Linked DNA regions of Mus musculus: all the other regions are linked to region 3. A link is a loop called in an ENCODE intact Hi-C map of the cell type or tissue named here. Cell type or tissue: left cerebral cortex. All regions are shown on one strand.

Region 1 (4,000 bases), 200 kb before region 3:
TAGTTATTCCACCAGTCTCTGACCCATCTTTGTCCCTGCACTTCTTGTAGGTGGAACATGTTTTGGATTAAAGGTTTTGTGGGTGGGTTGGTGTTCTTATCCCTCCACTGGGAGTCCCGCCTGCCTGGCTATAGGAGGTGGCCACTTCAGGCTTCATGTCTCCCATTGCTAGGAGTCTCAGCTAGCGTTACCCTCATAGACTTCTTGGGCCCTCCCCCATCCTAGATCTCTGGAACATCCTAGAGATGTCCCCTCTGCCAGCTGACGTCTTCCATTCACTCTCCTGGCCTTCTCTCCTAATCCCTGCCATGTTTTCTTCCCTATCCCATCCCTCACCCAGTCCCCTCCCTCTATCTGCTTCCTATGACTACTTTATTCCCCCTTTTGAATGAGATTCAAGTGTTCCCTCTTGGGTCCTCCTTGTTATTTAGCTTCTTTGGGTCTGTGGATTGTAGTGTGGGTATTCTGTACTTTATGGCTAATATCCACTTATTAGTGAGTACATATCTTGCCTATTTTAAGTAATTTTTAAAACAGATTTTTCTGATTTTTACTTGATGTGTTTGAATGTTTTGCCTGCATGTGTATAAGTATATAACATGTATACATTGCCTGAGGAGACCTCAGATGTCCTAAAACTGGAATCATACATAGTGAGCCCCATGTGGACTCTGAGAACCTCTGTCTGGTCCTCTGCAAGAGCAGCAAGTGCTCTGAATTGCCAAGCCATCTCTCCCACTCTAGGCTTAAGCAGTTTTAAGTCCCATTAGGTTATGGACCTTGGAATGGGGACAAATTGCTAGGCCAGTTGTACAACTTAAGAGATTCCCAATTCTTCCAAACTTCTACCTCAACTAGGTGAGTCAGAAACTCTGGAGCAGGATTCTGGTGTTAGTATTAATGAAGGGTACTAGAGAGATTCCAGGGTGTGGTCACAGACTGGGAACATCTGGGCCAGAGACATCTGTGGGACAGGCAGCAGAGTGTGGGGGGTGACAGAGACCAGGCAGGGAAGACATGAGCTTGTGTGGGTTGGTTAGGACATGAGTGAGACAAGAGTCATTCTTCCAGGTCTGCGAGTTCTGCATGCATGGGTAGAGTCATCCTTGGACTGAATAGAGTTGAAATGAAATTGCACCCGTACCCACCACACACTCACTTCCCTCTGTGTCATGATCCCTTATATGATGCAGCATGACCATTGTTCACACACTGCTGCAATCAGTCGTCCAGAGGTGATGTGGAGACTCCAGGAGGATATGGAGCGATGTAGGTTTTATGCAGTCAGTGTATTGCTTTACCTAAAGTACTGAGGATCTCAGCGGCATGGAAGAAAAGATGGAACCAGGCCCATTGGTATCAGTGGGCAATGAGGTATTAACCTATGTGACTAGGGATTTCAGTATTCCTGTATAGGCACTTATATGATGTATGAATGGATATGCATACATGTGAGAAAGTGTGTATGTGTGTGCATGTGTCTGTACACCAGTAGCATTACACATATACATGAGTATAGATGACTTCATTGGTGTAGTTATGGGCATTTGTGTGTGTGTGTTCACATGGTCACGAATATGTGTGAGTGCATGTGTGTGCATATGTGCATATGTGGTTTTACATGTTGATGGCAGCATCTGCATGGGAAGGGTGCTATGTGTGTGTATGTGTATACTGGTATATACAGGTGTGGATGTTTATGTGTGGATACTTGTGTATGTGTTTGGCCATATTCCTAGGTCCTTGTGTTGGCATCAGCATCTGTGTTTGGTGCCGCATGTGTGTGTGAGAGAGTGTCTGTGCAGGGGAGGGCCTGGGCTGTGGAGTTAGGGGTCTTCTCTTTGCTCCCAACAGATGGCCCAGCAAATGAGTCCCCCTCTGCCACCTGCCTGATGCACTCTCTAGGGCTCTGCTTCCTCCCTCCAGTCCTGCTGGCAGCCCTAAGCTGTTTCCTCCCTCCCTCACTTCCCCCTGACATCTGCCCTCCTTGGCTGGTGAGTGGAAAAGATGGTGTTAGGAAGAGCTGAGATGCCGGGCAGGCCTGGCCTGCACCCACTTTGGCAAGACCAGAGAGTAGGTGGGGGCTCTAAAGTTTCGTTCTGTCCTGTACACGTGTATATGTGCACCTGTGTGTGCTCATGTGTGTGCATGTGTGTGTCTGGGACTGCAGCAGGGAGGGTGCAGCGTGCTGCTGTCTCCTGTGCCTGGGCTCTGTTGTCAGGGCTCTGTCGTCAGGGTGGCAGGCCGCCCAGGATAGCAAGCCTGTGCTTTGCAGACAAAAATGCCAGATGGTGAGGATAGGGGGTGTTCCTGGCCTGGCTGCCAAGGGCGAGGAGGCTTCTGTGCTCTGGAGAGCAGGCCTGTGAGGCTCATGTGGGCTGCTGTGGCTTCTTGTTTTGTTTTGTTTCTTCGTGGGAAGATGTCATGTATTTTGCATATCTCAGGATTCATTTCCCTTTGGGTTTCCATCAGCTTGTTAAACAATATGGCTCTCAAGTTCCAGCTATTTTGAAGCAAGAAGAGTACAGTTTCCTGCAAGGGAGACAAAAATCCTTATTTTATTCAGGAAATATGTATTTATAGAGTAGTTCGAACAGCATCATCAAAGGGGATAGCTGGGGAGGCTCGGCTTCTAGATTGTCAGCGAGCCCCAGGGTGGACAGAGGTGGATCTGTTCCATCCAGCAAACGGAATCATCCAAACTGTGCTTCCTACTCCAAACTAGATCCGTTCTGGGTAATCACTACACACCATGGCGGGGCCAGGCTTGCTCAGGTACACAGCAGGAAGGCATCAGACTGAGCTGTGTGTGGCCCATTCCTACCAGCACTGTGTCTGCTGGAGAAAGCCCGATGCTTTGTTTGCACCTGAATAACCCTTAAGCAGCCTCCCTGCTGGCCGGGAACTGTGAGAGGGCCTATTGGGTGTGAGAAGCTGAGGGGTAGGAGGCCCTACTGACGCCTGCTTGCAAACACAGCTGGAATCCTGGTGAAAGGAAGCAAGTTCTGCAAGGGAAACTGTTAGCTGCTCACAGAAACAGCCAACTCCCTGACTCCAGCATCAGCATTCTGTGCCTGCTCCCAGACCCTGGAGATTCTTCATGTTGAATAAGGTCCAACTCCCTCATCCCAGGGCCCAAGCCATGGGATTTATCATCTATTCTGTCACTGGGGCAGAAGCGATGGCTCAGTGGGTAAGACACTAGCTGCACAGGCATGAGGACCTCGGTTTGGATCCAAGCACCCTCATAAAAGCTGGGCATGGCCATGCACATCTCTATTTCTGGTGCTGAGGGGCATGGAAGCAGTAGGAATCCTGAAGTTTACTGCCCAGACAGCCTAACTAAAAAAGTTGGTGAACTCTAGGCTCAGTGAGAAACCCTGTCTCAAGAGACTATGGCAGAGAGTGGCATACAGAACGTTTAGCATCTGCCCTCTAATCTTACACACACATATGGACACATATCCACCCATGCATGTTCACACACATGTATACAACATATACATATGTATGCCAAATAAACCTAGTCCCCCAAACCTAGAAAATATGCATTTTTCTTTTCTTTCCTTCTTTCCCTCCTTTCTTCCTCCTCTCCCTCCCTCCCCCCTCTCTCCCTCTCTTCCTTCCCCTCCCTCCTTCCCTCCTTCCCTCCTTCTCTCTCTCTCTCTCTCTCTCTCTCTCTCTCTATTTGTTTGAAACAGAGTCTCTCTGTATAGCAATGGCTGTACTGGACTCACTATGTAGGCTACCTTAAATTTATAGAGATCTACCTGCCTCTGACTCCAGATTCTGGGATTAAAGGCATGTGCTGCCATACCTGGTCAGGAACTATTTCCTTATTATTTGTATATTATATTAATATATATTAATGTTAATTAATATTAATACAATATCTTGACAAGCTATTATAGCAGCAGATACATCAGAGAGAAAGTCAACTATCACTCAGGATGTCCTGAAAAGCCTGTCACTATGTGCAGAAAGCCTGTCCTATACCTTG
Region 2 (4,000 bases), 790 kb after region 3:
CCATCCTGGCTGAAGGGGAGACAGGTGTGTGACAGTGACACTGAGGGGACTGGAGTAGAGTGAGTGAGTAGTGTCACTTGCCAACTACACTTTGCTGGACCTTTAGCGGTGAAAGGGCAGGCAGTCTGACCCAAGGGCAGGCCAAGTCACAGCTGTAGCAATATGTTCAGACCTCAGACTAGGAGGCAGCGAGCCACCCAAGTGAGGGGCTTGGGATGTGGGCTAAGAGCAGTGGGAGGAGGGGGACAGGCTAGGAGAGGACCAAGCTCCATGACCTCTGTCCCCCTAAAATTCTAAAGCTGCTTGTCTTAGGGTTTTACTGCTGTGAACAGGCACCATGACCAAGTCAACTCTTATAAATGACAACATTTAATTGGGCCTGGCATCAGGATCAGAGGGTCAGTCCATTATCTTCAAGATGGAAGCATGGAAGCCTCCAGGCAGGCATGGTACAGGAGGAGCTCAGAGTTCTACATCTTCATCTGAAGGCCACTAGGAAAAGACTGGCTTCCAGGCAGCTAGGATGAGGGCCTTAATGCCCATACCCACAATGACTCACTTCTTCCAACAAGTCCACACCTCCAAGTAGTGCCACTCCCTGGGCCAAGCATATTCAAACCACCACACTGCTGGAGGAATAGATTGGGGTGGTACCCTAAAGTCTGGCTTCTATGTTTCCTCTCTCTCTTTCCCTCCTTCCCCCTCCCCACCCCTCATTCCCTCCCTTCTTCCTTCCCTTCCTCCCTCCCTCTTTCTTTTTTCTTCCTTTCCTTTCCTTTCCTTTCCTTTCCTCTTTCTTTCTTTCTTTCTTTCTTTCTTTCTTTCTTTCTTTGTTTTTTTTCTTTCTTGCCAGAGCAAGGTTGTCCCCCTGGTCCTGTTTCAAAACACAGCCTCCAGTCAAGCTATGGGCAGAGTCTCCCAGCCCTGCTGCCAGTCCCCCTCCCCCCTCCCCCAACTCGCGCTGCAGATGTGCATGGTGATTGAATCATTTCTGCACACCGTTGCTCACACAGCTCCCCAGAGATGTGCTACTTGCCTGTGCAAGCTGTCAGGAGATGTGTGTGCTCCAGTGCATCTGGGCCAACAGCCCATGTGTGCACATACCAGCTATGGAGAGTGCAGAGGGGTACGTAGATGTGTGTGCCGTGTGAAAACACCTTTACCTGGAGACGCTCGGGTTTACTCGCTAGGCCTGAGAAGTGGGAAAAGAAAACACAGTATTTGTAAGATGGTTGTGAGGTGCTCTTCCCACACTGGGGTGCTCCGAGTGCCCACTGTACAGTAAAAATTCTCTACCCCTGTGTCCAGGGAAAGACCCTATATGTAAGACAGCCAGATGAGTTCTCGCCTGTTTGAGGCTTCTGTCCACTGTTTTCCACTGGTGTAGCTGAAGAGGTTGGCTTCTTAGTCCCCCTTCAGCTCTCTGCAGTTCATTCTCCAGGAGGCTTTAAGTGCACGGGGCCAGCTTGACCTGAGCGTTGCCAGGAGATGATACTGTCAACAGAAACTTCTCCCAGCACGACCACCCCTGGAAATCGGGAAGACTCAGCCTGACTACCATGTCACCAGCTAAAAACTTCCATACATGTAATGGTCTCTGGTCAGGCATAGCTTCAAGAGAGGCAGTGCCTGGGGCGTTGGGCCATCTGGCAGGGGGTTGGTGGAGTGGTGGAAGAGGCTTTCCGGGAGTTTTCCAGGCTACGGGCTCCACCGCTTGGGCAGAACCTTTGGATTTTAAAGTTGAATGTGCTGCTCCTACTGAGGTGGAGTTTCCAGGCAGCTGGAGCCCTTGGATTCTGGCGTTTGGCAGGCTGCCAGAGGATGGCTAGCCCAGGCCTTCATTTTACAGATATACAAACTGAGGCCCAGCTTCTTGCCCTGTTCACACAGTGGGAGGGTAGCAGAGCAGGTACCCACCCACTGTAGACCCCCCCAGGCTAACTAGAAAGACACAAGGACAGGGATGGCAGGACCACAGAAAAGTTTCCTGATTGAGTCCACACTTAATCAGAGGGCAGCAGACTGGAAAAGGCTACCAGGTTGGTACCAGGTTCTTGGTTGGTAGAGAGCCAGGTCCTGCCTGGGTGCTAGAGCTGCTTCCACTGATGGTTTTGTCTAAAGGCACCTGGAGGCAAACACAGCTGAGTGGTGCTTCTGTGGCAGTGGGGCGACCTCTGCTGGCCGCCAACGGCTTGCCGCTTCCTGACAACAGGGTGCTGTGATGGGGTTCTGGGTGGCCTTGCAAACCACTGGCTTTGGACCAATGGGATGGAACAAGGGCTTCATTTGGGACCCAGCCATGGCTTGAGATAGGAGTACGCAGGAGACTGTGGCCACCGGTCTTGGGGGGACATGGAAAGAGCAGCATGCTAATGGCTAGAAAGGCAGAGGTTTCTAGCTTAGCCCCGCTGGCAGCCTTGCACTTCATCTCTCAAAGGCTTTGCCTCGGAACTGGGCAGCCAGTGAAAACAGTGTGTACAGAAGCCAGGCTGTCCCTTCCATGCCCCACCCCCTTTTCCTGCCTGGTGCTAACCTCTCCTCAGGCCCTAGACCCTTAGCTTTCAAGTCCTTGCACCTTGCAGTGTGGAATTCAGGCCTGCCATCTCTGTTCATTCCTGTGTTATTGGCCCCCATTCTCTACTATTGATACAAGCAGTTTCAAAGTGACACCTCAACTAAGTATAATGTTTCAAGAAGCTCAAACAAGAGCTTCATGGATTCAAGGCCAGCCTGGGCTACATACAAAGACCCCATCTGGAAAAAATAAATGTAAAGGAGTGTGCTGTGTGGGCCTCTTTCTTCAGCTTTTATTTTATAAATGAAAATATATAATAGCTAGATAACTGTAATACCAGCACTGAGGCAGGAGGATTCCCCATGAATTTGAAACCAGTCTGAACTACAATGAGATTGTATTTGGGGAGGAGGGCAGGGACTCCCTCTGTTGTTCCTGTTGTCTGTAATGTCTCCTGACAGTTACCTCTCTGATGTCCTATGAGTCTCACAAGTGTTGGAAGCCCAGCCAGGTCACACCTTGATTCCATAAGATGGAGCCCAGACCTGGACAGATATAGACCATGTCATCTAGGACAAAATCATTATGGGTTTTGGGTTCCCCAAAACAAAATCAAATGGACTGTCAAGTTGGGAACAACTTTGCCCACAGGTATCCTGAAGACCTTTGAATCCAGAGACCCTGTGGAGGTTAGCCTGATCTAGAGTGGTACTGTCTGTCTCTTTGCTATTTGCCTCCTGAAGTGAGGCCTGGGGTCTTGACAGCGTTCATAAGGGAAAAGCAGCCTTGGGGCTGAAAGGTTGCTGACCAGGGATGTGCAAGCTCCTCATACTTGCTAGAAGCTTCCGTGGGTGGGCAGAGCATCCTTAGGCTACCGAAGATATCGATATGTGCAAGCATGTGTCAAGACCTCTCTGAGTTCCTGGTCCTAAATGGCATGGCCTTCCTGGAAGATCCTCCTTGGAGGCAGAACTTGGTGGAGCCACCAGTGACTCTTGTCTCCTATCCATGGAGAAACTGAAGCTTTGAAGCCAGGGACGACTGCACAAGGCCCTCCTGTATTTTAGAGTGCAGGACACCTTCGAGCTTTTAAAATGATGGAGAAGGTAGAGGTGTTCAGAGGACTTGAGAGTCTGGAGTCAGCATCTGGCCCTCAGGATGCTGTGGTTTGTCTAGAGTGCCCCCTGCTGGCTGGTATGCCCATGGAGGTCTTTTCCTGGTTGGTTACAGGCTCTGAGCTGGGTGCTGGTATTTCAGGCCTGGGGTTTCTTTGTGCTTCCTTTCTGGGTCCCCAGCCAGTCACTCGGATGACCTGGATTTGACTTTCTGGGCTTCTTTGGCTCACTACCCTTGTCCTAGCCAGCTTTAGAAGTCAGCCACACACACACACACACACACACACACACACACCGTATATGTATGTGTGTTTGGCTGAATATATATATATATATCTCACATGCACACCAGATACCTGAGGAGCCAGAA
Region 3 (4,000 bases):
ACTTCCTAGAACCACGTCCGACTTTGCTGGGTGTGCTTGGAAGCATGGGGGATGGGGTATCATGTCACTTGTCTCCTTTGGACTCATCTGAATTTGCTATCATGCAAGAATGACCTTCGTAATAAAGGGTATTGTATTTTCAGCAAGGATGTTTAAATCTACAAGCAGTCACCTGGTCTAATCTTGGTTGGTGCAGAAAGAGGGAAGCTCCTCTGTCCCTGTCACTGTGGGTTCTCGTTCCCAAGGGACAACATAGATCCAAAGCTATCTTTCCTCCCCCTTCAACTGTTTCCCCGACCCCAGGAGACCAGTGGCTCCATGAAGGGATAAGGTCATACTAGTTCCTCCTCCAGGCAGTACTCCCTGATTACATGGCCACCATCTCTCATCTGCCCTGGGTATAGATGAGAGTCAGAGGGCCTTAGGACCTAAGGTCATCTGAATATCTATACAGAGAGCTTACAACAGCTGCAGTGACACCATCCCCTTTGGTTTGTCATGTTTCAGGTGTGGGGTTATGTGCCTTTCTGGTCAAGACCAACCAGCCACCCTGAGCATGCCGGGATGGGAGCAGCAGAGGCGAGAGAGCGATGTGTTATTTTACTGAAAGGTCACACAGCCAGGCTAGGGCAAGGCTGGGATTCTACTTCCGATCTATCTGGCACAGGTGACTTCCTTTTCTGTGGCTATAACTCAGTCTTCTCTTCTACTCTGGCTTGAGGTTCAGAGTGTGTACTTGAACTTGCATATAGCCCTGGGGCAGTGCAGTAAGGGATAAATGGTAGAAACCCATGCACTTCTAGCAGATCTTCAAGAATATTCCAAAGCTTTTTCCACCCCCACCCCTACCCCCAGGCTTGGTCAAGGTCACGAGCTGCCCAGGGACAAACTGAGACTCCAACCTGGGTGAGTCTGACTGTCTGTCCCTGACCCTAGCCTGCAGACATGCCAAGCTTCTTCCCTGGATGCTGCAAGTATGACCACTTGAGCGATGCATACGTGGGAACGGAGAGCCTGTCTGGAGCTTGCTTTTGTATGGTCCCTGGGCTAAGACTGTTTGCATTTGGAAAGGTTTATAAAAACAAAAATCCAAAGCTGGAGCTCAGATGCATGCTTGGTTGACAGAGCTTAACGTGTTTCCTTCCTGGTCCTCTCAATTCATATAGAAGACAACTTCTTCATCCCACAAGCTAGTGGTCTCTTCATCGCACTCCAGTGGGCCTGGGCATATTTTAAATGAACATGAAAGGTCTCGCTCTGCGTTAGCCATCATAAAAGGGTGACTCCCTTTTATTTAATTTTTTAATTTTTGGGTGGTGATGGAGGAAGGATCTGTGCCCAGTGAAGAGAAAATGCAGCAATTCCATGGTTGGATTTCTGGAGTGAGGGAAGGATTTTTTTTTTTTTTCTTTCTGAATGGGGTTAAGTGTACCACTGCAGAGATAAACTATCTTACAGCGTTGGAGATCAGCGCTCTAGGTACCAGGCACTTTCCACAGGGCGGTAAAATGGGAGTCCCTGCCCCACCATACACCACCCATTCTGTAGTCAAGACAGTCCTGTACATTGAGAGACAGGTTCTGAAATTGGAGGAGGGCCAAGGAGGCAAGCAGGAAACGCGGGAGGTGCCGCTAGCACTGAAAAGTGAGCCGGCTCTGCAGATAAACGGGAGGGGATGTGGAGCAGGTGGTGCTGGGGCCAGGCAAGGAAACGGCCCCAGTAAAGAGCTCCGAGGTTGGGCAGCCTGAGTGTGGGCCTAGGGCAGTAGGTGTCAGCAGAGGCGAGGCTTTGGGGTTGGCCGGGCCCGCCCCTCCACCGCGCGGCCATTGTCTGAGCCAGCCGCCGCCTTGGCAGCAGAAGGTGACATCTGGTGACTAATGGCCGCGGCTGCGCGCCGCCCTCCTCCCTCCCACAGCGCCCAGGGTGCAGCTGCCACACTGCCAGCTTTTCTCTGTTCCCTCCCACTTCCTCCCCACTGTTCCTCTTGCGGGGCTGGGGACGGGGCGGACAACCGGGACCTGGAAGCAGGACAGATACCAGCGTTTTTTCCAGCTCGCTAGGCCCTCCCTGCGGGTGCCTTGTGTCTCTCGACTCCTTAACGCGCAGGCGCCTTCTCTTCCTCGCTGCAGCAGCCACTACCGTGCGCCCTTGTGGACAGTGCCACCCCTCAGGGATATCTCAGGAAGCAGCCTTGCCCTATGCTGCACATCTTACGGAGGGCACAGCCCAGTGGGCACAGGAGTTCACATGTCTAGGTACCAACACACGGGTGTAGGGCCCCTTGGTTACAATAAATGTCATACATTAGATACCTGAGTGTCTTTTCTGTTTTTGTGCTCACGCACATGGGAGGAATGGTTCTGGCTGACAAACTTGGGGACAATCTATCTCTGCGTTTGGAGACTCTCATAGCCTTGCTCAAAATAGGTGCTCTTTGGGCATGTACCTACACACTCAACACAGCAGGGGATTGTCCTTGTCAAAGTTTGAGGACAATGACAACAATGTAATTCAGATCCTAACCACTCTCTAAGCCAAACTACCCCTCCCCATGTTCATACTCCTGCTAAATTAGATGCACTTAAAAAACTGCATTTAAGAGGCTGAGAGGACGGCTCAGTGGATGAAATGCTAGTTACTCAAGCAGGAAGGCTCGAGTTTGAGTCTCCCCATGGGCTTGTAATTCCTAGAACGGGAGAAGAATCTACGGGGTTCACTGGCAGGCTAGTCTAGAGAAATAGGGGAGCTTTGGGTTCACTGAGAAGAGATTGAGAAATACAGTTCACACTCACACAAACACACACACACACACACACACACATCAGGAAAGAAGGGGGCAGGGAGGAGCAGTGGGGAGGAGGAGGAGGAAGTCCATTTTAAAACTTGGCCAGATGTTCAGCTTCTCTCTTACAAGATCAGAAGCCCTGCCACTGTGAGGCACCTTCCCAGCTGGCCAGTGTGGGTTGTAGCTGGGTTTGAGGTTCCTCTGGCCTCTTCAGCTGCTCACCTCCCTGTTCCGATAATCCACATCTCCTCCCCTGTGGACACTTGCTCTGTCAGTCCTGTGAGTGGCTGGGCTTCCAGGAGAGTTCTTAGCCTCTAGCCAGCAGTCAGAGCCCCAGACCCTTGAAGCTGGCAGTGAAAGTAAGGTGCTTGGTTCTCCTCACAAGCCCCAGCTCTGAAGACCACAGTAAGGAGACGTTCCCCATTGCACGGGGTTAAGGGGACTGTAAGCCAGGGAAGCCCTGTGTCATCCAGAGTACCGTCTTCACGTGATGTCATAGGGTCCTGCCGATGACTCTGAGGTGCACTACCATAATGGCTTCTACTCTAGAGTGGTAGAGGCTGGGGATGAATTGAGGTGACCACCTAGTTGTGAAGTACAACTGGGCACTGCTGCAAAACTTGTAATCTTGGTAGTTGGGAGGCTGGGGCAGAAAAAGCGTTTGAAGCCAGCCTGTACTATGTGTTGAGACCTGTCTCAAACACAAATGACCTCAGCCCAAACCAAGAAAGCAATGAGTTGGGAAGGCAGAAGGACGTAGGGTCCACACTCCTTTTATGTAGATGAGGACAGTACCTCTACTGGTCAGCTCCTGTGTGGGAGATGGGGAAGGGCCTAGGAAGCACTCTTTATGTCTAAGAAAATGACGTACTGTTTGGTTTTCATACAGCAGAGAGCGCCCCGCTGATGTGACTCTCCCTGGCCTCCATCTTGCTGAGGAGCACTGGTTCACAAAGAAAGGTTAATGTTGAAAACCTCCACAGAATGTTCACATGGGAAGCCAGGTGGGTATTGTCTCTCCACAGCACTCACCAGTCCTGTCACATCCCTGTGTCCTCAAGGGTTCTTGCTGCCTGAGAGCTGATGCTGCTCAATGGACCACTTGATCCTAGCCAACACATCCTTCTTTCGAAGGAAGTCTGAGAGTTCACTGATTTTCACAACATCCAAAGTCAAGTGGATAAGATGTGAGTGCCCAAAAGGTTAGGCCTGGGC
Region 4 (4,000 bases), 110 kb after region 3:
CCAGCTATTAACTATACAAAACGGATCCCTGTACTCCCCCACATGGCTTCAATCAACCTTATTTCGAGAAGTGCCACTTATTGACCAGGGTGAAGCATTGATTGGTTTTGATCATAAGGATAGGGATTCTGATAGCTCACAGACTCTCACCAATAGCTCTCAGCACTCCCGAGATTCCCAAGGAGCATCCTGCTAATGTCAGTATCAATTCACATCTGGTCTAACCTTGGCAAGGCTGGCTCCTTGCTGGCTTTCAACCTGCTCAGTCACTTTTTAAAGTTGTGCTTCCCAGAATCAGAAAACTTTGCCTAAATTTTGATATCAGAAGCATCATAGAACATACCAATTTATACTAAAAATTTCGGACTTTGGGGATTTTTTAGTTAGAAGTCATTTGAAGATATCCTTTTTCCTCTTTTCCTTCCCCCTGTGTTTTCTTTCCCATCCCTTTTCCATCTCTTCTAAGTAAACCTTACAGCAACCGCCCCTGAGCAGGGAGGTCCCTGCCTGCAAAGCAGGTGCTGGTTAATATGGGTCAGTTCTTCCCCTGGGCTCTTCCCTGTCTTGGGATGGTTATTATTTCACAGCCCCTCTATGATCCTTGCTATCCTGTTGGGATTCCATCCTTTCGTGGGCTGAATGCCCTTCCCACTCCTCCGTGCCTTTGTATGGGCCTTTAGTCATTTGTCTTTGAGAACCAAGCCCAGCACTTCAGGATACTGAGGGGCAGATGAAGAGAATAGATAAAGGCACAGATCAATCCTTATAGAGTGAGTGGAGTTGTCCTATGTGCTTGACCAAAGAAAAGCAGCAAGTACCTTCATTTATACCAGGGGCACAGAGAGACTAAGATTAAAAGTCTAGAACCTTATTTTTACCCATTATTTAGGACCAACTCTGCACCTGCAGAGATAATGTGGTCTCTTAAGGTGCCTCGTGTTTTCAGACTTTGGATGCTAACCTGACCCCAGGGTGAAGATGGCATCTGCTAGTTTTTGTTTGTTTGTTTGTTTGTTTGTTTGTTTTTAAAGATTACCACAGTGGTGTCTTGTTTTCTAAAAGCCATTTACAGTAACAAATCTGTTAGGAGAGATACCCTGAAGTCATCCAGATCTCCCATTTCACCACTAACTTTTACCCTCTAGTCTTAAGCTTACAGAACACCATGTCTGCAATACTCATCACCTTGCCCTCACGGTGGCAACTTTGGAACTTCCTTGTATCAGCTGCTATTCTTCTCAAGGGATGAGCTGCCCTCTTCACTCCCTGATTCATTCCTAACCATGACCTTCCATCCTAGGAGTCACACTTTGATACTCTCAGTATGTATTTTGTTGCTGAAAGTGTAACAGCAGTGGCTCTAGGTGCTTCCTCTAGCCTTCCTCCAGCGAGACAGCAGTGACCCAATTGGTTGAAACCTGGAGCCTAGGGCACATAGTAGGTAGTCATTGGTGGCAGGAACTGCTTCTAAACAGCAAGGACCAGGGTGCAGGCAGGGGTGAGTGAGGAAAGTGGAAACAAGAGAAGCTATGTTGCCCCCTGTCTTCTACATACACACACACACACACACACACACACACACACACAGAGAGAGAGAGAGAGAGAGAGAGAGAGAGAGAGAGAAACAGAGACAGACAGAGACAGACAGACAGACAGACACAGAGAGAAACAGAGAAACAGCGTCTGCTTCTCTAAGACCCACACAAGTCTGAAATTCCTCTGCCCTGCCCTACAGCTAAGGAAATTGTGCCTATAGAAGGAAAGGGTTTGGTGGACGCTGCAGAACAGAATGAGCATCCGAAAAAGCAAGAAGCAACCTGGGCAAAAGCCTTGTTCCTGATTCCTCAGCTTAGTACCCATGCTATCCCAAAGGTAGGATGCTGGGTTCCAAGATCAGGCCAGCCAGGGCCCATGGACGAGACAGGAGACTGAGGCAGTATCTCCAGGAAATCCATTGTGTGCATCTTCCAGCCCATCTGAAAAGTGGCCGCCCTACACTAAAATCCCAGCCTGGCACAGTGGGGACATCCAGTCTTCTTCTGACACAGTAGGCAGAACATGAGGTGACAGGCCTATAAGACAAGAGCCTGTACTTTGTCCAACATCTGAACTCTTTCATTCCTGGCTGTCTGTACAAAAACTAGGCCTGTACTGTATATAGCTAGCTTGGCAGAGAATCATTTCATTTTTTAAATCCTGGAAGCATTGGGGTGGGGGTTGGATGGACAGACAGAGACTATGAAGTCTAGCTAGCTCTTTTTAGCCTACAAGGGATGTTATTTTCTAACCCATATATATGCTGTTTGAGTCAGAGTAAGGGTAGGGTCTCCACAGACTCAGTGTATACCACTGAAAATACCAAGCAAGAACACATGTGACACAGCTACTCTACAGAGCACCACTGCACAGCAAGCCTGCCTCCAATATGCTCAGAGTGTTCACACTCACCCACAGCTGGGCAGAATCAACCCACACAAGGCCCTTGTAATAAAGCGCCGGACCACTCATGTCACGTATTGGATACCTTACCCCCCACCAAACGCTGGCAGCCCAGTTCCATGCAGTGCAGGTCATTTTCCACTGTGATCATGTAATTGGCTAATGGACTGTCACTCCCCAAATATCACCAGCCTGGATCTCATTTCACAGTCTGCCTCTGTTCCCCCAGGGCATGCGACTTTCACACCATGGTAAAACTGAAAAATCCTAAGTGACCATCCTACCTTGGGGAACCATCTGCGTGGCTCTATGTGTTTCATCTTTGCAGGTGTCTTGAGCCACAGTCATAGATGCTGTGACTAGGTCTGGGTCAGGGGCTGGAAGAAAAGACACTTTTCCCTCCTGAGCCCTGGCTATTCCCTGCTGTCACTCAGCCTCAGTTGTGGGTTCTCATGTCAGTATCTCTGCCCAATTTTCTGTGACTTCATGGGTCATGGACAGCAAGACCTGCCCAGTAGCTAGGCAGAGTAGTATGTGGGTGCCAGCACTCACACGTGCACCTGCATACATCTGCACAGAGGCTGACCTGCAGCGTGGAGTCAGCCAGGGTGCTTGGCTGGATCTTACTCTTGTCTGGCTATGGCTTCGTAGATCCTTTCCTGACAGGTCTAGAGAGGCCAAGGCACACAGATGGCCATCTGCCTGTCACTCTCCACACACTCCAGGGTAGCTCCCAGCTGTTCCTCTCCCACTTCTTTCTGTTTCAGTGGCTCCATGGACTCTGCAAAGGAATGACAGCAAGCCAGAAAGGCATTGTGGGTGGGACACTGGAGAACATAGAACATGAAGCTGGTTACCTCATCCTTAATCAAGAATTGATTTAAGAAAACTCATGTCTGTGTGTCTCAGTGCTGAGGACTTCAGGATGGGGCCAAGAATAGAGGGCTGGATCCATCTCCTAGTGGGAGAATTCCATGCATGGGTCAACCTCCAGGGTTCAGCAACTTCTGTTCCCAGGAGCCAGACAGGGACAAAGCTCAATCTATACATCTATAAATTCACCCATCCATGCATCCATAAATTCATGCATGCATGCATCTGTCTGTCCATCCATCCAGTCCACAAACTTTATTGGCATTTATGGCATGCTAGAATTTATAAGGCCTAGCAAGGATATTAAGATGGATAAGAGTCATTTGCGTTGATTGATACCAACTTACGTCTCCAGTTTCAAAGCTGACAGCTGGAGAGGATGAGGGCAGTTCCTTTGAGCATGCTGTAGTGACCCCATCCCCTATGGGGTTTCTGGGGAAGGTGAGAACTAGTACACAGATAGGCTGGAGCAGGGCTCCAGATCTGGTGCCTACTTCCTTTGTGCCTTGGTAGAGTTGCCTAATTTAGTAAACTCGATATATTGAGGATGAGTATGTCCTTGTTTAGTGTTGGCAATATTCTTATATAAACAAAATAGATTGAAAGAGAAATGATGGAACAGAAAGGGTTAAATGGAGTGGAGATTGGGATAGCAGGGTAGAGGAAAGAGCATGGTTAGGAACAAGAA
Region 5 (4,000 bases), 680 kb after region 3:
ACTTAAGCCTGCTGGAAAGGTGGGTGTAAGCAGAGCCTGCATTCCACAACCCCCAGTCTGGTGGGTTCGGAAGCTGCCTTCTGAGCCAGGGGGAATACAGGAACCTGAGTCGACTTGACAGAGTGGACTTTCCATCTCTGTTTCCACCCAGGCCCTACTGCTGCTGAAGCTGAGACTGGGAACTCAGGGAGTAGACAAACACCAAGGCTTGATCAGTGTTATGAGACTTAGCCTTTAGTTTACAGAGGGCTCAGAAAGGGAGAACAACTTGCCCAGGGCTACACAGAATTTCTGGATAAGAATGCAGAGTGGCTGGCTAACAAGATGCCTCGTTAATGAGAGTCTGAGCAGCATGTGGACAAGATTGACAGTTCACTTTCCTCTGGAGGGGACAGTAGTGTCCCTAACTGCAGGCAGTAAGTGAATGTCATGATGTCCTCACTCAGCACACAGTAGGCACTAAATAAACCATCCCTTCTAGGACTCCAGAGGGGGCCAGCTGGCCCAGTAACCCCTTGAGCAGAGAAACAGAGATAAGGAGGGCCTGGGAATCCCAGTGCTTCAGGTGTGGGCCCTCAGAAGAGGCCTGGGTGTGAGTTCTTAGATTTACTGCCCTCAAGCTGTCATGCTTGGTGGGCGGGGAAGGCTGAAAGCAACATGGGCTCTGTCCTGCTAGACTCCTCCAGCCTCTGCAGCTACTTCTGGATTTCCAGGTGTACATGTAGGCTAGAAATAAGGGGTTGGGTACCAGCAAGATGGCTCACCATTGGTACACCCTATCAAGACTGAGGATCCAAGTTCAATCCCTAGGACCTACATTGGTGGAAAAAGAGAAATGATTCCTCAAAGTTGTCCTCTGATCTTCATGTGTGTCCCTCCCCTCAAATAAATAAATAAACGAGATGTAATTTTTTAAAGAAAGGGGATGGGACAGGCCTTCTTCTGGGCAGGAGCTTTTGAACATGAATGTTCACCATAGGTCACCATTTTCTCCACTTCTTAGAGGTGACTAGCTCAGGTTACTTACAAATTTGGAGAAAGACCCACAGAGCTGAGTGCCCTGACTTGGTGGTCATCAAGGGAACGGGAGCTGGCCCTGCTGTTGTTTGGGTCTATTCTTGCATCTTAAGGCTGACAGGGGCTTTGGTGCTGAGGACGGTGGTGGCCTCCTGGGTGTGCTGATGCTGTGCCTGAGAGCAGGATGCCTGTGGCTTCTTCAGCAAACTGATTTCTCATCTTTCAAGTCCAGCTTTCCAGGATTTCTCAGACTGCCCTGCCCAACCCGGGCCATCCACAAGCTGGGGTGGAGTCGGGGGAGGTATTCTTCTTGTTGTTGTAAATGTACTGGGACCAGGCCATTCCAGTGTCCCTAGAGGTCTGGAAGTGATTTCATGCCACCCACTTTCCCCGGGGATACTCAGCTGCCACCTGTGGGTGGGTGGTGGAGCAAGTTGCTAACAGTTCATCTCTTGTGACAGGTCCGAGGACTGAGGCCAGAAATGAGCACCGCCCCCACCCCACCCCCACTTGCACCCGAAAGCAGCAGGAGTCAGAATTTGCCTCCAGAAAGGTAGCTTCCCCCCCCCCCCCCCGCACCCAGATACCCTTGCCCAATGTCCCTGTGGACCTGAGCTGCAGTCTACCCTCAGGAATTCCAGGCTGAGTTCTCAGCTGCCAGACAGTCACAGCTTTGAGAATGGATTCAAAGCGAGCAAACGCATTTTGCCTTCTTGTCTTGGTGATGGAAGGAGTGATCTCTCTGGCCCTGAAGGAGTTCAAGCCGAGGTCAGATCAGCCAGCCCTCTGAAGGATATTCTAAACTGGGGGTCTGTGATGGGGGGAGCTGTCCGGCCGGCTCCCCTGTCGGCCTGCGGTGCGCTCTGATCACCACCCAGGAGGCTCAGGACTCACGAGTCTGCGTGGCACGTCTGCGCTCCCCTGCGGACCTCGTCAATCAAACTGCCGCCTTGGCGAGGCCAAGACTTCATCCGCCCGCCCCAGGCCCTGAGAAAGACCCCCGCCCGGGCTGCCTGCCCAAACCCGCCCCCAGCGGTGTCATTGTTCTCTGACGTCACGCGGCGGCTCCGCCCCTCTCCCCCCACTTTTCCTCCCCACCTCCGGTTCCCCCGGCTGGCGGCCAAGCAGCCTCCGACGACCCGGCAGTGCAGGGCTCCCCCCGCGGCCCGGCCAGGGCTGCGCCCCCTTGCGCTCTTCCCAACTTGCCTTTGTTATTCCAGCTCCCTTCCTCGCCTCGCCTCCGACACCGTGGCTGCCTGCAAAACGCGGAGCACGGAGTTATCGCCACACCTGGAGTCCCTAGCGGGCTCAGACCCAAGCCTCCCCCGCCTGTCCTGAAGGGGAGCGCGTGCGCGCGCGCGCGCGCGCGCGGGTCCAGCCTAGACGCTTGTTGTCTTTAGGACTACATTACCTCTAATCGAGAGGCGGGTGGGGTTGAGGAAGGGATGTGGAAGAGTAAGGGGAACATGTGTGGTATGTGTACGCGAATGTGAGAGGTAGTGCACGGGGGAATGCCTCGTGTTTTGTTTTGTTTTTAAACGTACCGGGGGTGGTGTACACTATATTTGTGTGTTCAATTGTATGACTCCAGGTGCACGGGCATAACTGGGATGGAAAGTGTGTGTACAAGTGTGTGGAGGGGGTCATGCGTGCTATGAGAAGTATGCGTGCCATGCTGTAAGGTAGGCGCAAACCCGTTTGCCGTTTGTGTAGGAGTTTCTGTGTGAGTGGTAATGGACAAGAGCCAAAGGGAGTGCGCACTTGGATACACTTGGGGGCCGGTCTGTGAGGGGAACCTCCGCAAGTGAGCGCACCTAACTGCTTCGTGAGTGCTCTTCGCCACTGTAGGAGTGGAGCCCAGCCCTGGGCTGTGGGCTTGGTTGGGTTATTTCCACCTCTGCAAAGCGGGAGCGCTCGGCTCTCAGCGCCCCAGGCGCTCCCTACCAGGCACTAAGGCGTCCTTGCTCTTAACTTCAAGTAGTAGTGGGTATTTATGGTTCTCGCTGCACCTCTCGCTCTTTCTCAAGATGTCAATGGAGGCGCACTTTAGTCTCCCCTGCGTCACCGGTGGTAGTGAAGGTTAGGGTCCTCTCACCCTCTCTCACCCTGTTTTAGGAATAATCCCAAAATCTACATGGAAGTTTCGCACACAGTGTCTCATTAGCAATCCAGTCACCCCAATTCAGATAGCTGACAGCACCTGAGGTCTCAGTGCACTCCTGCAGGGGACCAGTAGGAAGCGGGGTACGCCTTCTGGAAGTAATTTTGCTCCTACCAATGTGATCCCTTCCTAGGCACATCAGTCTCTCCGCTCCAAACTTATGGGATGCGGAGAGGGGGGCGTTAAAGAGCAGCGAAGGGAGGCGAGAAGAGGGACGAGAGTGAACGAGCAGCAGAGGAGGGTGAGGGTGGCGCGGTGCCTAACAGGGTTCGGAAAAGAGCTGAGACCTGGGAACGGAGAAGAAAGGGAGGAAAAGAAGGGAAAGGAGAGAGGCGGAAAGGAAAGGAAAAGAGAAAAGGAGAGCGCAGCGAGCGCGCAGATGGAGAGCGAACCAAGGCAAGCAGAGCTGCGCGCCGGAGGCGCGGCACTCCGCTCCCGCCGTGACTCCGTGCCGGCTTTTGCGGGAGGCCGGCGGCGCGGGGCCCTTTGGAAATAGAATAGCCAATGTAATCTGACACTTCAACTTGCTCGGCTCCGGGCGAGTTGATTCACTTACTCACCCCCTAACGCCGAGTTCCTTTTCACTGTCTGTGGACATTAAAAAAGCGAGCGGCGGCGGCGGCGGGCGCCCGGGAGAGCAAGCTGCCGGCCGGGCGAGCAGCGATCCGGCTGCAGAGCAAGCGAGCAGCGCCCGCGCAGCGCGCTGACCCTAGCCCCGGCCGGTGAGGAGCCGGAGCCGGAGTCGGAGCCGAGTGGATTTCCGCGCTCTCGCTGCGCTCCTCCCGGCTCCAGCCTGCCCTACACGGCGGTGGCGGCGGCGCG
Region 6 (4,000 bases), 600 kb after region 3:
TAGTGCCAACGTTCCCACAAAGCCCCTACCTACAGTGTGGACTGCTTCTGAATCCTCAATTACCAGAGATAGTCTACAGGTCCTGGCCTCTCTCTGGGCCAGAAGATAAACAAGATGGAAAATTCTAGACCCTTGATGATCACAGCCCAGATCAAGACGGGAGTAGAGAGTAAAACCACGCCCTGAGCCAAACTTAGGTTGTTGGCTACAGGCACTCTCTCTCCTGCAGCCCACCTATGGAGGAGAGAATCGTGTGTATTTTAAAGGCAGATTCAGATAGGTCAAATGATTTGTTGTAGGTCACAGAGTTGGCAGATAAAAGAGTCAGGCTGTGAATCTACCTGCACCCCAACCTGTGTAGCTCCTAGTCTTCCAAATTGTCTATCAACTACTGGATGGGAGAGTCCCTGGGGTAAGGCCTGGATTCCCCTGCCACCACCTTCTTTGTCCAGGACACGGTGAAGGCTACCAACCAATATCAGAGTGTTGACCCCTGCAAGAAGGAACTAGTGATGACTCTGTGATAGGTAGAGATCTCAGAAGAAGGAAGCTAGCCCACACTTGGCTTCAGTTTTAGAGTCTCTCTCTACATGGAAGCTCTAAGCCCAAGCTAGGGAGTTTTGGGAGCTGGGGTCACCCTGGAGAGAGAGAGAGCAGGGCCCAAGGTTGAAGGTTCTGGACCCAGCCAAGAATCTTGAGTCCTCTTTCCTTGTCTCAGTCTCAGTGTTCACATCCTTCTTCCTCCGGGCCCAGCCATAGTACCATGACCCAGGTAAGCATGGGTGGTTGCCAGAGATTTGGGGGAAAAAGACTTAGTCCTGCCCCTTCCTGCTGGTGACCTCATGTGGTCACAGCTCCCAGAAGAGCTGGACTGGCCAAGGTCCTGCCCTCCCCGGGGTCATGGGGGGAGGGGAGGGCTCCCACAGGTAGAAAGTGAGATTCCATTCTCACAGCCACAGGCCACAGCGGGGCTGACCCACAAGGCCCTATCAGAGCCCTCAGGGACCAATCAGCACCACCAGCCTGCATGGGACCACAACTGGCTGGACACTGAAGTCAGCCTAGCCAGGTCCTAGCAGTCTGCTGGGGCCCTGAGGTCTCACTAAATGGGGAGAGATAGCCCCAAATGACCCACAGGAACACATAAGGAAAAAGGGGAAAGACAAAGTAGAGACATGATAAGCAAATGGATTCGGAGTTAAGAAATGGTCATCCAGTACACACACACACACACACACACACACACACACACACACACACACCAGACCCCCACACAAATGCACTTCTGTTTCCATATGTGCACTTCCTTATGTTCCAGTATTCGTAACACACATCCCTGTATCCCTCTGCACTGTGTGCATGAACCAACCCTCCCTCCATGCCTCCCCCCACTCTCTCGCTCTCACCCGCCCCCACCCCCCGCCCCGCCCTCTGAGCAGGAGTTCTACACTATACTAGCAGCATAAACCCAACCCGGAGTTGACTGATTGCACCGCTTTTGTCAAATGTCAGGGCAGAGCGTTTACAACCTGGCTTTCTCCACCAGACAAGGACACCATGTCCCACTCACACTAAGGCAAAAATGTTTGTGATGACTGTGGCTAAGAACAAGCCTGAGAATCAAGGTCCTGGGCACCCCACCCGGGATTGGGGTGGAAGGGAGACAAATCCGGGTTGTGCGATGCGCTCTGCGCAGCCGCAGCCTGGCTGACTTCTGGGCCCCACCAGGAGGTCGCCTAGCCTAGCGCAGCCAGGAAGTCAGTTCGGAGTGACAGCTCCCCCCTACGCTGTTTGTTTATTCATGACTCATTCGCCTCCACAGACTGGCTCTTCTTTCTTCTAGAAGGAGGGAGGACAGGAGCTGGCGGGCGGGCGGGCGGGAGAGGACGGGAAGGGGAGAGGCCGGCTCCACAATAAACAATGAGGCAGCTGAGGCCCGGCGGGAGCAGCGGCCCAGGCATCCCAGGCCCGCCTGCCCGAGGCTCTCTGTCCCCTATCCCGCCGCCACCTCCGGGCGACCCGGCCGGAGCAGCCGTAATTGGATCTTCGTCTCCTCCTCCCCTTCCCGCCCATCATCGGGGAACCGGTTAAAGACCGGGTACCTCGGCATCACCGGCGGATCCCAACCTGTGATTTGGCTGCCGGGCTTCCCCGGGGCGGCTCGGCGACACCCTGCAGGCCAGGCCCTCCCCCACCGCTGGCCCTGCGTAGGTCCCGGGGTCCCCTCCGCGCGCAGACTCCCTCGCCTGCTCCGGGATAACAGGAGGAAGCGAGGATCCCAGGCTTCAAGGGCCTCATTGTTCTGCCTGGAGGGGCACGTTGAAAACGCCCCAGGATTCGCTTCCTGTGAAAACAGCCTGGGAGGGGGTGAAGGGGGGGATCCACTGTGGAAACGCGTTACCCCAACCCTGAAAGCTACCCAGATTAGACAGGGCGGAGGACATTGTTTTGATTGTTGATGGCTCTTTCTTTTTCTTTCTTTTTCCCCTCGTTTGGGAACCCACCCACCCTCCTTCCCTCCTCGGGGCCAAAGCTAAGTCTTTCGGGCTGTTGAGCAAGTTGGAACTGTGGGGCCGTTTTTTTTCTGCATAAATAAGGCCAGTGAATGGCAGAGCCAGATATAAAGTCTGATTCAACGATTCAAAAGAAAGCAGGGGCGATGAGGTGGGCATGCCAGAGGAAGCATTCCCCCAGCACGGCCCTCTGAGTCATGTCTTGCACCAGGAGGGGAAAAACAGACCACATCAGGCCACAATATGTCACATGCCTCCAGCAGAGGCATGGGCCTGCACGGCACCGTGGGGGACCTAGCTCCTTCCTCCACAGCTGGGTCAGCAGAGAAGAGGCTTGGGCAGACAGAGGTGGGGGCTACTGGTCCCAAGGTCTTCTCCCGACCCTTTCCTAATTGTCCTTGGATAAAGATGATGCTAAGATGGTGCAGAGCACAGCGCCTGCTAGGTGCTGAGCCTCTATAAGACAGGTTCTTTTATATCCCATATATACATAAGGAAGTTGGGCCTAGAGTCAAACAGTCCACGGGGTCGGGGAGGCAGCCCAGCAGGTCACCAACACTTCTAAGCCCTAGACTGAGACCTCAGGACATGAGGACGGCGACAACTACCTGAGGGGCTCCATCCAGGTGAGATCTTTCACCTCCTCTGCCTTTTATTTTTGCCCCAGCCTCATCACCCATCGAGTGCCCTTCTTATCATGCTTGGCATTTTGTTTTCCTGCCCCCCACCCCTTACATGCCATCAAGAATGCAAGCTTCATGAGGGAAGGATGCTGATTCGTTCAGGAATGAACGAATGGATCCTACACACACAAAAACCACGTTTGTGGCATGGAGATTCCTTGAGCCATGGATGGATGGATGGATGGATGGGTGGATGAGTGGATGGATGGATGGATGGATGGATGGATGGATGGATGGATGGATAGGTGGATGAGTGGGTGGGTGGATGGATGGATGAGTGGGTGGGTGGGTAGATGGATGGATGGATGGATGGATGAGTGGGTGGGTGGGTGAGTGGATGGATGGACAGACGGAAGGATGGATGGATGGATGGATGGATGGATGGATGGATGGATGGATGGATGGATGGGGGATGGATAGATGAATGGGTGGATGGGTGGATGAATGAGCAGGTTTCCCCTGTTGACCATTCCTCCTACCTTTGTGCATGTGGGTAACTGCTCCTGGGACCTGGCCACGCTTGCCACTCCTGTGCCTTCCTCTGGTCACCTCCTCATTGTTCTTCGTCCCTCTAGACCTGACCGATCCTCCCTTCCTTATCTCCCACTGACCCTTCTAGATCCCTGCTTCCTCTGAGGACACACCCTCTGTCCTGTGGGCCTCCCAATTAATCCCATGCCTCTTTAACATCCTGGATGGGTTTCTGGACCATGATACTATTAGTTCCACAGGATGGGGGTTCCCCTCAAGCCCAGTGTCACCTGTCACATTTCTATAAGGCACTCCACTTTCCCAGTACCACTC
Region 7 (4,000 bases), 130 kb after region 3:
TGTCCCCAGGCACAGGAGGACATGGGATCTGGGGTGCTGGGTCTTGCTCCATGTGCCCTCCACATCCTGTATCAGGCAGAGGTCACCTGTCCTCTCTGTTTCTTAGTAGGTGTGGGCATCTGGAATTCTACCACCAGAAAGAAATACCGACTTTTTTGCATCTTGTAGCTCCATCCCCCCATTGTGGTCTTGCAGACCCTCAGGCCCTTGGGATCAAGGACCCAATACAGTGAGGTGGCAATGCCCCATGGGTCAGAGAGTGCTGTGTGGACGAAGGCAGATCCTGGAGCCATCTGGGTCTGTTTGGGGCTATGTCCTCACAGAGTAGTAGGATGTCCTCTTACTGAGCTCCTCTGTCACTCCAGAAGCTTGGGTACACAGAGAGCTCTCCCTTGAGAGACTGGAACCTTGTCTCAGAGTCCCTAGATCAACCCTAGTGTTGTCAAATCTGTTAATAATTTAAACCAGACTCCAATAAAAATAGCCAAGACTCAATACTACCCTGCAAGCATCCAAAGGAAGTCAGCTACCTACAGCCTTCAGTCAGCTACCTACAGCCTTCAGAAAGCCTCATCTAGACTTCCCTGTGTGCCAGGTTTGATGTTTGCCTCCCCCAACCCCACTGCAGTATCAGGTAGACCTCATGCTGCCCTTGCATGGTAATGGGTCTTTTGAAAGCAAGGAAACGAGGCACAGAGCAATGAAGCACCTCTGATATCAGATCACAAAGGTACCTTGGGCAGGCGGGCAGGCAGACCGAAGGGGGCCTAAAAGGCAGAGATTGCATGACTTCCTTTGACCTCAGCCACCTCCCAAGATTGTCCACTTCACTGATGAACAAGAATTACCCTGTTTGCCAAAAATTACCTACTCCTTAGACACAGAGAACTTGAGTGTTGGGAAATGGCCATCCAGACATAAAGCATGGCTCCCCACTGCCATGGCCACCCACGGACCCACCATGGGAGGAATCAATGAACCCTAAATACTATGTGGTTCTTCTGAAAGTAGGTCCACAAGGCTCCACACACACCATGGGTGGAGGCCCTTAGTAGATGTTTTGGGGATAAAGCCTGGGAACCACTGAGTCAGATGAGGCCGAGCAAGCATCTTGAGAGCATTAAGTCTACTGCTATGTCTCACTGCTGTCCTGGGGGTTGTGGCATCCAAGGCCCTCTAACTTAATTTATCCCAAGCTGCCCCTTCCCTTGGCAGCACAACAAATATCATTTGTTCGCCAGCAGCTTCCCCTTGGGAAATGAGGCTCTTGTTCTGGTTGAAAAAGGTACCCTGAGAAGAATGAGCAGATGAAGGCACAGGGATGGGACACAGGGATGGGCACAAGAGATGCTTCTGGCAGAGATGCCTGTGTTCAGATTATAAAGGGAATGAGGCATAGAGGTGGGAAAGGTTCAGTAGTGCAGGTGGGTGCTACAGTTTTGATCTATAATTTTCTCCAAGGCCAATGAATTGAAGGGTTAGTCCTCAGCATAGAGCTAACTAGGAGGAGGTGGCACCTTTTTGGAGGTCCCCCTAGTAAGGGACCTTTATGTCATTAGGGGTTATTTTTGGAGTTGGAGAGAATAAGAAACCCCTCTCTTTTCCTTTCTCTCTTACCCACGATTCAAGTGGTTTTGTTCCTTTATATGTTCCCACCACAACAGACTTCCACAGGCCCAAAGTAAGACATCTAAAGCATGAGCTAAGAGAAACCTTTTCTCTTTATATGTTGTTTTGTCTCGGGAACTGTTCTAACAGCAGAGAACTGACTGACACAGTGGTCACCCTTACTGGTAATGGGTGAGAATGGCACATGTCCAATTCGGCTGAGGCTGCTTCACTAAATTGAAAGGGGAACAGTGATGCATTAGGTGGCTAGATAGAGACACAATCTGTTTGTGGGGGCTAGAGATGGCAATGGCGGGCACAGGGCACTGTTTACAGACCTCTCCATTACTTTGGGGAACCCACTGTATTCTAATGAAGGCTGATGCCCAACAGAGTAAAGGCCTCTTTGCCAAACCCAAGGCTGAAGGCCACCCCTTCACAGAGGGTAGGTAGCATTCTTCCACACATTCCTTCCTGTCAGGCAAGAGGTGCCACAGGAGAGAGATGTCATTCTATTTCTAAGATTGTCTAAAGATTCCAAAAAGCTTCCGCTCAGCCCCAAAGCCAGAGGAGAAAGAGAGAGAAGTGTTTTCCAGGCCTGGGCAAACCTGGATGTGCGCAGCAGAGAAGGCAGGACTGTTAATTAAAACCCACCTGGGACTGTGCCAAATGGGAGAGAAAGACTTGGGACCAGGAGCCTGGGCGAAGAGAAGGAGGGAGGAGGTAGCGGTCTATTTATAAGCCACTTCTGGCACAGTCTGCCCAAGTTCTTCCAACTAAGGAAATGCTTGCATCCCTGTCTGAGACAGCATCTGATCACTGTGGCTCTGGTTGAAGACAGTTTTAGCCTTCTGCAGACACACGTAAAATCTACATCCGCTGTCCAGTGTGTGTGTGTGTGTGTGTGTGTGTGTGTGTGTGTGTGTGTGTGTGTGTGTAGGGGGAGAGAGTAGTAAAGTCCTTCTGTGGGATGCAGACTTCCCTGGAGGGTCAAGAAAAAGATGTGCCCAGAACTGGTCTGAGTCAGACCCCTGAGCATCTTTTCATACAGGCTCTGCCCTAATCTTGCTGCTGGACAGAATCTCCCATCCCGAGGGAGGGTCCACCAGACCCCTCCTCCTCTCACAGGCTACCAGGTCATTACCTCCTGAGTTCATTTTCCCCTGCTTGGTTTTATTTACTCTATGTCACACTGATTGCCCCAGGCCTGGCCCCCAGATACATCTTGGGTATATAATGGCATATTGGAGGTGAGAATAAGATACAGCTTTCTCTGCTGCCCTTGAATGCTTACACATATGCCTGGCTAGGAAGCCACCCCTCAAGGACATTGAGGTACATTCTGGAACCTCTCAGTCATTTTCAAGAGTAGAAATAATCCCCTTCTCAATACGTGAGCCATCAGTGTAGACCAGGCACAAGCTCTGTCCACATTTGCTTCAGAGCTACTTTCCCGACCACATGGGTGGCCTGGTGACAGGTGACAGGTGACACTGTATGTTTCTCTTTCTTACTATGTAGTTATAAATTTAGTTATGTCTCCCCTAACTAAGTGCATTGACACCCCCAGGTTTTTAGATGTGTCTAGAAGTTGAGGTCTTATAGAGTTGAGTCAGTTAAAATGTTGACTCTAAATGGGACACTGAGTCAGTCTAACTGACTCCTTGTATGAAGAGGAAGTGTGGACACAGGACAACAAGGAGGGAAAACATAGAGACGCTTAGAGAGGAGACATGGAAATGGGGCATGATGGAGTACTGCATCTCCCAACTGAAGAGCCCCTAGAACACCAGGCACCAGCAGCCAGGAAGGATTCTCCCTAGAGCTACAGTAAGCATAGCCTCATCAGCAACCCTGCTAGGACCTGTATCCTCCACAGTGGTGGGACTGTGTATATGTGTTGTTTGAAGCTAATCTTTGTGGGATCTCATTACAGCAGCCAAAGGGATAAATGAACATCTGTCTTTCCCCTCTGGTTTCCCAGGGCAGTCAAGAGAGGATGCTGTGGAGGAGGAGGAGTGCTTTCTACAAAGGTGTTGAGGTCTGTGCCTAAGCTACCATGATTTGAGGGGTACTGTGTTCTTATGGTCTCCTCCTGTCTCACACAGCCCAGGGCTCTACCAGTTGACTTTTTGTCCCTTCTTCTTGGCTCTGGGGAAGCCTGCACCCTCTCTCTACTACAACAGGGACCTACTGACTGCTTACTCCATCCCACCCACAGCTTGGGCTCTATTCTCAATAGAGCATCTCTCAGCCCTAGTCCTGGAGGTGAAATGGATACTTCTGGGCTTCTTTCTGCCACTATAGGGTGGATTGGGTTCCTGAAATACAGCTGACCTCCAGATGGACAGTGAGGGGCTGACCTCACTTCTCCATGGGTACCCCAATTTCT

What was found. Hi-C counts contacts between places; a loop is a spot of excess contacts. Peaks named below come from ENCODE experiments on the same cell type or tissue, not always from the same donor. Only the 100,000 strongest peaks of a DNase experiment are listed, where the experiment ranks them.
Region 1: it touches region 3 in a loop (11-fold over the local background); 2 of 42 quality-filtered maps call a loop at or near these places.
Region 2: a loop joins it to region 3, with 2.1 times the contacts of the local background. A loop is called at or near these places in 9 of 42 quality-filtered maps.
Region 4: a loop joins it to region 3, with 2.1 times the contacts of the local background. A loop is called at or near these places in 4 of 42 quality-filtered maps.
Region 5: it touches region 3 in a loop (2.7-fold over the local background); 12 of 42 quality-filtered maps call a loop at or near these places.
Region 6: a loop joins it to region 3, with 3 times the contacts of the local background. A loop is called at or near these places in 3 of 42 quality-filtered maps.
Region 7: it touches region 3 in a loop (2.5-fold over the local background); 3 of 42 quality-filtered maps call a loop at or near these places.

Annotation. Positions count from the first base shown.
Region 1 is chr14:24,576,724-24,580,723 of GRCm38, forward strand. No RefSeq gene overlaps it. Among named protein-coding and RNA genes, the nearest start is that of 4931403M11Rik, 39 kb to the right of the region's middle. In left cerebral cortex, no CTCF peak of the experiment used is centred here; DNase peaks (open chromatin) are centred at 2,276 and 2,733; H3K27ac peaks cover 2,113 bases.
Region 2 is chr14:25,563,747-25,567,746 of GRCm38, forward strand. All of the region lies in intron 3 of Zmiz1 (zinc finger, MIZ-type containing 1), which reads left to right. Among named protein-coding and RNA genes, the nearest start is that of 4931406H21Rik, 21 kb to the right of the region's middle. In left cerebral cortex, CTCF peaks have their summits at 2,178 (motif pointing left), 2,377 and 3,692 (motif pointing left); DNase peaks (open chromatin) are centred at 1,727, 2,165 and 3,695.
Region 3 is chr14:24,777,407-24,781,406 of GRCm38, forward strand. It overlaps Gm31838 (a long non-coding RNA gene), which reads left to right and starts at 3,672. Exons shown (of 7, transcript XR_874416.2): 1 at 3,672-3,789. In left cerebral cortex, a CTCF peak has its summit at 1,784 (motif pointing right); DNase peaks (open chromatin) are centred at 1,155 and 1,956; H3K4me3 peaks cover 865 bases; H3K27ac peaks cover 2,354 bases.
Region 4 is chr14:24,887,849-24,891,848 of GRCm38, forward strand. It overlaps Gm41110 (a long non-coding RNA gene), which reads right to left and starts at 3,074. Exons shown (of 4, transcript XR_874421.2): 1 at 3,026-3,074. In left cerebral cortex, no CTCF peak of the experiment used is centred here; DNase peaks (open chromatin) are centred at 2,216 and 3,217.
Region 5 is chr14:25,455,522-25,459,521 of GRCm38, forward strand. It overlaps Zmiz1 (zinc finger, MIZ-type containing 1), which reads left to right and starts at 3,664. Exons shown (of 24, transcript NM_001310666.1): 1 at 3,664-4,000. In left cerebral cortex, CTCF peaks have their summits at 2,203 (motif pointing left) and 3,206; DNase peaks (open chromatin) are centred at 1,392, 2,230, 2,811, 3,651 and 1 more place; H3K4me3 peaks cover 2,891 bases; H3K27ac peaks cover 2,411 bases.
Region 6 is chr14:25,376,332-25,380,331 of GRCm38, forward strand. The region is part of intron 1 of Zmiz1os1 (a long non-coding RNA gene); the gene reads right to left. Gm41113 (a long non-coding RNA gene) reads left to right here and starts at 2,946. Exons shown (of 2, transcript XR_874439.2): 1 at 2,946-3,139. In left cerebral cortex, a CTCF peak has its summit at 1,705; DNase peaks (open chromatin) are centred at 1,769, 2,171 and 2,700; H3K4me3 peaks cover 1,424 bases; H3K27ac peaks cover 2,163 bases.
Region 7 is chr14:24,909,486-24,913,485 of GRCm38, forward strand. No RefSeq gene overlaps it. Among named protein-coding and RNA genes, the nearest start is that of Gm41110, 21 kb to the left of the region's middle. In left cerebral cortex, no CTCF peak of the experiment used is centred here; a DNase peak (open chromatin) is centred at 2,328; H3K27ac peaks cover 1,205 bases.